Regions from separate parts of the Homo sapiens genome. Here region 2 is linked to region 1. The links are chromatin contacts, found by Hi-C or POLR2A ChIA-PET in ENCODE. All regions are on one chromosome and are shown on one strand. Each heading gives the region's core, a stretch centred on a gene start or an enhancer-like site at or near the end of the contact. The rest is flanking DNA. Distances are from core to core; before and after follow the strand shown.

Region 1 (3,351 bases), core at 95-2,594:
GCGCCACTACACTCCAGCCTGGGGAACAGAGTGAGACTCCGTCTCAAAACAACAACAACAACAACAAAAACATGTTTCTGTTTTTTAATGTTATTACCCAACAAAAAAGTGAGCAGTGGGGCAGAGTTTAGAATGGCCCAGAGTCTCCCTCTCTCTCTCTCTCTCTCTCTCTCACACACACACACACACACACACACACACCCCACCAACTACTTTCTGTTACCCTTTCTTCCTGTTACCCTCTCAGCACTTAGCACTCTGGCTCCTCCCTTGCACTGACAACAATAAATAAATAGCCTAATGGAACTACTGGAAGTTTTACTTAAAGTCTACGATCCATTTCAAGATAATTTTTGTATGTGGTGTAACCTAAGGATCAAGGTTCACTTTTTTCCATATGGATACCCAACTGTTTCAGCATCACTTGTTGAAAAGCCCATCCATTCTCCATTGAATTACAGTGGCCCCTTTGATGAAAATCCATTGATCATACATGTGTGGGTCTATTTCTGGACTCTATTCTGTTCCATCCATCTAATATGGCTGCTTTTACACGAATACCTCACTGTCTTGCTTTCTATAGCTTTGACGTATACCTTGAAATCAGGTAGTGTAAGCCCTCCAACTATGTTCTTTTCCAAAACTAACTTGGCTACTCTGAGCCCTTTGCATTTCCATGTAAATTTTAGAATCAGCTTGTTGATTTATTAAAACAAACACATACACCCCCTTCTGGGATTCTGAATGAGAATGCAATGGACCTATAGATCAATTTGGTGAGATGACATCTTAACAATGTTGTCTTCTAATCTATAAAAACGGTATCTGTTTCCTTTTATTTGAGAGACCTATCAGAGTTCAACAAGAACAACAACAAAATCTAGAGCTACTACCTGTGTGTCAAGAAGGGAGGAGTTGCTGGAAAACAGCAAATCTCTGCAAAATAATTTACAATTTTACACAGTTCTTTCATGAACCTTACATGCAACTGATGCCACTGATTTTTTTAAAAGGCTCAAAAAAGCACAGATGAAAAAACAGGCAGATGTGGCGCCCAAATCCCGGTACTCTTTTTTCTACGTGAGATTCCAGGGTCTTTGATACTGTACAGTTCACTGAAAACTAAGAATCAAAGGGAGGCTGGCAGGAGAGAGAAAAACAACTGGGGAAGGGGTGTGAGCCCAGCTCCAGGACCTGCTCCCAGAAGCTAAGTGAGGCTTCCAGGTTCTCTGACAAGCTCACAGAACGGAGAGGAATGAGAAGAAACCAATAAAGATGATGAAAATTCACAACAGGACAATATCCTTCTAGAAAGGCCACAAGCTGGCAAAGAGCCAAGAGAGGAAATGGGGCAAGCATACTGCAGGAGGTCCACAGAGCACAGCCAAGGGCAGACACATGGCTTCCAAGATGCCTGGGAATTTCCAAGAAGAGACAGGTTAAAGAGCAAGACAGACATTGTTATTTCCTTTTCACACCACAGAAAGAAAATCACTTCCCTAAGAAGCTTTAATAGACTGTGGCAGTGACTGAACCACTAATCACTTAAGAAGTCTCTCTGTGTATAAAGCACACATGGGTTAAGCGGAGAAATCAGTGCTAAAAGTTGAAGTGGAGGATTCGAGCTCAGGGTAGAATAATTACACAGCACACACAAAGATGTGAAGAAATCCTACTGATCCCAGGTATCTGCACGTGGTTAGTTCAGATCTTAGTGCTGGTGACACAGGACTGATGGCCACTTCCTAGGAGGGTAGGTGCATTGGTTTCACTGAGTAAGTGACTTTTATTATTTTTTTATTTTTCTATATTTACAGATTATCTACCATGAACACATATTACTTTTATAATAAAGAATAATAGATGTACATATATTTTAATGGCTATAAAGGGAACTTGTTGACGCTGTTGTAGCAGAGTCTGCAATCTGGCCACACAAACATAGGCACTATGACTCAGAGTGGCCAGGCCATAAGGCACAAATCACCTGGCCTTGGAAGAGGGGGTGGCTAATAAAGCAGTATTTGAAAACGCAGCAAACGGAACTGTGAAGTCAACTCTTGCAGGCTTCACAAAGCTGTTTTCCTCCAACCCACCTCTGGGCTCTTTAACAGCCAAAAGGAAAGGACTCACCTCAAAGTTGTTACCAAACAGTACAAGAGCAAGGAAGGGAGACACAGGTGATAGGAAAACAGAGAAGCCCAAGACCATCTATCACCGGGCCTTTCTATCTCACACTCACTTGCATTCTTACAAGTGGCAGTTCTCATAACCTGCCTGTGTGTTTTCAAATTCCATCTCCAAATCCAGATGCAGAACCAGATGACGCCCCGTCTCCTCTCCCCTAGCCAGGCCAGAAGCCAAGCACAGATGATACATCATGAGTCTTTATGGATCAATACAGTCATGATTACCAGCTTTGGAATCAAGAGTACAGATGATTTCTGTCTGAAACTCACCACTTAGACCCCTCGTATCACCAGGCCCAGTGCCTCGGCAATAAACCCCCATGCCTGCAGCCTAGAGCAATCTGTCCCAGGTCAGGCACCAGGCAGCTGCACAGGCTTGACACCCTGGCTGACTCCCCTCCCAGTGCTTGTCCTATATGTCACAAAGACATTCTTCCTCCTTAGAAATTTTAAAACTCCAAAACTAAACTAATATTCTCACAAGAAGAAGTCAGCAGTTCAAACCTTTGTTTTCTAGCAACTCCATGTTTTGAAAGCATTTGAGAAAAGCTGTCAAATATAGTAAATTCAAGCTACTGTGCCTTTCCCTAGAAAAACAATACATATTTTGTTTTAAAATGAAAACACAAAAGGAGCAGCAGCATGTCAAGGAGAATAAGCCCCACAACTCCGTAAAGCTTCCTTCAGCTGAAGAAACTTGTGGCAATGCCTTCCAATCATCCATGCATTACACAGGCATATTCTTAAAGGTAGAGCCACCTGTGACTAGTTCTCCTATAAGGCCCATCATAGGCTTAGGACAAAGAGAGCGAGGAAGGTCACAAAGCCATATCACATGCAGTGGTATCCAACCCACTGATACCAAGGTGCCCAAACTATATCTTAATTGGCTTTCAGCTAGTATCTTGGTATTTGACCCTCCATGGAAATGATGCCCATTCACTAAGTTCCCTACCTTGGAAATAATCATCTCAAAAATCAGGCATAAGGCTTACATGATTATTCAAAATAGATACTTAAAATTAAATAAAAAACATGAAAAGCCCAGTGAGCCTTCATTAGTCAGAGCATGCAATCATCTGCCACCTTCAAATCCTGTTGATATAACTATGTCCAATTAAACAAAAAACAACATCCAAAGGTTCTGTCACATCAGTGTGGA
Region 2 (2,947 bases), core at 312-2,811, 100 kb before region 1:
ATGCAGGGGTGGGGTGGGGGGATGGGGGTAGTAGACCAACTTAATATTTCACAAACTCAAATCTTCAGATACGCCAAAGTATTAAAGATACAACACATGTCCTTCGCAAAAGCCTAACAAAAATGTCAGAGAGAGTCTGCATAAAATAATTGGCAGCTCAAATTCAAGGTCCTTGAGGTTAGACATTAGCAAAGAAGGGAAACACTTGTTCACAGTCAAGCAGGCAGCAGTTACACCACAGCTGGCTGCTGCATGCCACAGCATGACTCAGTTCCACTAATGTGTGGGTGCACTCCCCATGGCATGTGGATGGTGAACTCAGAAAGAGAGGTGTATGTGCATACATACACATACATGGACTTGTGCACACACACACAAAAAAGAGCGGGGAAGTGGGGAAATCGGGCCTTTTCCACACAGGGGTCAAATAAACCCTAAGGAATGAAGACAAAATCACAGCTAAAAACCAAAAGGGCCCCTTCTACAGAAACTCACTTGGTACATGACAGTTTGAAAGGAGGGATCCTTTTGGACGTTTCGTTTATTATTCCTTATATTTTCTCTAAACTCCATTATGATACACCCATTCTGGAGGCTTTGCTAAAGAATAGCAGCCAATATGCTCCCAACTACTGTCATCCACTTTACTTCAGGTATTGCTGCAAATCAAAGGAGAGATGGAGTCAAGAAAGAACAATCCAAAGGCAACAGAATAAAGCTCTTTTAGCTTAAAACCATCAGGGAAATGGAATCAGTAATCTAATTAAGAAGGGAGGTGGTGCGGGTGGGCTAGCATCATCCTTTCAAGCCTCAGAGAGGCCTTGTTGTCAGGATGACAAATAGAAAGCTACCATGACTTCTGTGACCCAAGGCTGCTCTGATGCCTATTAAGCATGAAGAGAGATCTTTTCCCCAGAGGAAAGAGAAAGTCTAATAGGAAGCCAAGGGTGCTTGAAGGGCAGGAGCAAGCCCCACAAGCTCAAAAAGGAAGTAACATCCAAGGGACCCAGGATCACGGGCGAGAAAATTACTGCTGTGAAGAGGCATGAGTGGCCCAACCATATGGAAAACTCATCCGGAGATGAGGAAGGGGCGGAAGACTACAGGCAGCGGTGGTGGTGATGGTGAGGAGGAGGATGATGATGGTGGCAGCGGCGGAGGTGGTGATAGGGACCACACAACAACAGTGGCCCACCGTGGAGCACTTGCTCTGTGCCAAGCCTGCGCTGAGCATCACCTTACAACAAACACTGCGAGGAGGGTGCTATTCACTTCACTCCACACTACACGGCAGATGACACAGCTATAGAAAGACTGACACTACAATCTACACAGCTATTAAAGTGGTAGGAGTCAGGGCTTCAACCCAAGTCTGCCCAATTTCAAAATCAATGGCCTTCTATTTGAAGTATTGTTCCCAGTTACTTGTGAATGACTGTACTTATCCAGATGAAAAAAGGCAGTGTCTGGTGGTTAGGAAGTCAGCCAGCAATACTGGGGTGAAGGAATGCTGTATCGCTGACCTTATACTTGGGTTAGCACAATAAAAGCTTCAGTAATGGATGACCAGGACCATGTTCTGACTCATCATCCTCCATGGGGGAAATCAAATACTATTAGGCCTAGCTGGATTCTATCATCGCTAAACTTTTTTACTGTTAAACCACAGGCATTCCTTTCCTGGTATTATTTACAATAATTTCAACCTAAAAAAAATATCTTTTGGGGCCAGGCGTGGTGGTTCACGCCTGTAATCCCAGCGCTTTGGGAGGCTGAGGTGGGTGGATCGCCTGAGGTCAGGAATTCGAGACCAGCCTGACCAACAGGGGAAACCCTGTCTCTACTAAAAATACAAAAAAAAAAAAAAATTAGCCAAGCATGGTGGTGGGTGCCTATAGTCCCAGCTGCATGGGAGGCTGAGGCAGGAAAATTGCTTGAACCTGGGAGGCGGAGGTTGCAGTGAGCTGAGATTACACCACTGCACTCCAGCCTGGGCGACAGAGTGAGACTCCGTCTCAAAAAACAAAAAAAAAATCTTTTTGAAATGGTAAACACTGTCTTCTTATTAAGTTCTATCAGTCATCACTAGCACTATCGACTAACACTACTTAACTAGTGACACTGGTGTAACACTACTACCTCTAGACAAGTCTATCAAAATGTATCACATGAAATGTATCTAAAGAAGGGAAATTCTGACAGACTGCCCTTCTGCCCCTGATTGTGGTACCAGGCACATCTGAAGAGACATTTCGTGAAGATGGGAAGGGTAGTTCGCTTGCAGCTTGGGGAGGCTGCAGGTCTAAACATCATATATTGATTGCCCAGATCTCTTTGCTGCTACGGTGTCCAACGTGACTTAGATACACCAATGACATGGGCTTATAGGTGACTCTGGTGTTCAACCGAGTCACAAGGAAGAAAAGCAGAGCACACGGTTATCCACAAGAAGCAAGATCTCCCCATGGAGGAGGCGTGTGTTCTGAGCTGGCAGGTCAAGTACCGGATTCTCAATTCAACAGCCTCTCATAGCAGCAGCCACAGCCTAACTTCCCTGGTTCTGGTAGGAAAAGATGGTGCTGGGGATAGGGAGTAGACTGGAAGCTCAGCCCAGAGCCTGTTCCTCCCAAACTGCCAAGGATTCCTGATTCGCTTGCCCATGGATTAAATCGACTCCAGCTTTAATTCCCTAGAGTAGATTCTGTGTCCAATACAGGAAATGTGAATAACAACAAGAAGCTCATCGCTTTTACTAGTTTATTAAATTTGTAAAATGTTACGTATAAAATACTCAGACACAAAGGATAAGGAAACAAACTCAATTTATTTTAATTATATTTTAGTATAATAGCATTTAGGCTAGGATATTTCATATAAACTATAGTATTGCCCAATTTTATAAACTTAAACCTACACTGTAATTCACCTCATTCATAAACATGAGAAA

Evidence for each region. A loop is a pair of places that touch in the nucleus more often than their neighbours do. ChIA-PET counts read pairs that join two places held with the same protein, here RNA polymerase II (POLR2A). Pooled maps may share reads with other maps.
Region 2: a map of aorta shows a loop between it and region 1 (2.5-fold over the local background). The contact joins two enhancer-like sites. A Hi-C loop is called at or near these places in 3 of 168 maps with a recorded cell type or tissue (IMR-90, aorta and ascending aorta) and 3 of 50 pooled maps. POLR2A ChIA-PET finds 5 or more read pairs at or near these places in 2 of 52 experiments (BJ and IMR-90).

The regions. Positions count from the first base shown.
Region 1 is chr15:62,501,669-62,505,019 of GRCh38, reverse strand. The region is part of intron 1 of TLN2 (talin 2); the gene reads right to left. Among named protein-coding and RNA genes, the nearest start is that of TLN2, 110 kb to the right of the region's middle. Within about 2 kb of position 1,344, at least 2 of the 41 ENCODE cell types and tissues checked have a DNase peak (open chromatin) inside an H3K27ac peak, as active enhancers do.
Region 2 is chr15:62,605,170-62,608,116 of GRCh38, reverse strand. All of the region lies in intron 2 of TLN2 (talin 2), which reads right to left. Among named protein-coding and RNA genes, the nearest start is that of MGC15885, 39 kb to the left of the region's middle. Within about 2 kb of position 1,561, at least 3 of the 41 ENCODE cell types and tissues checked have a DNase peak (open chromatin) inside an H3K27ac peak, as active enhancers do.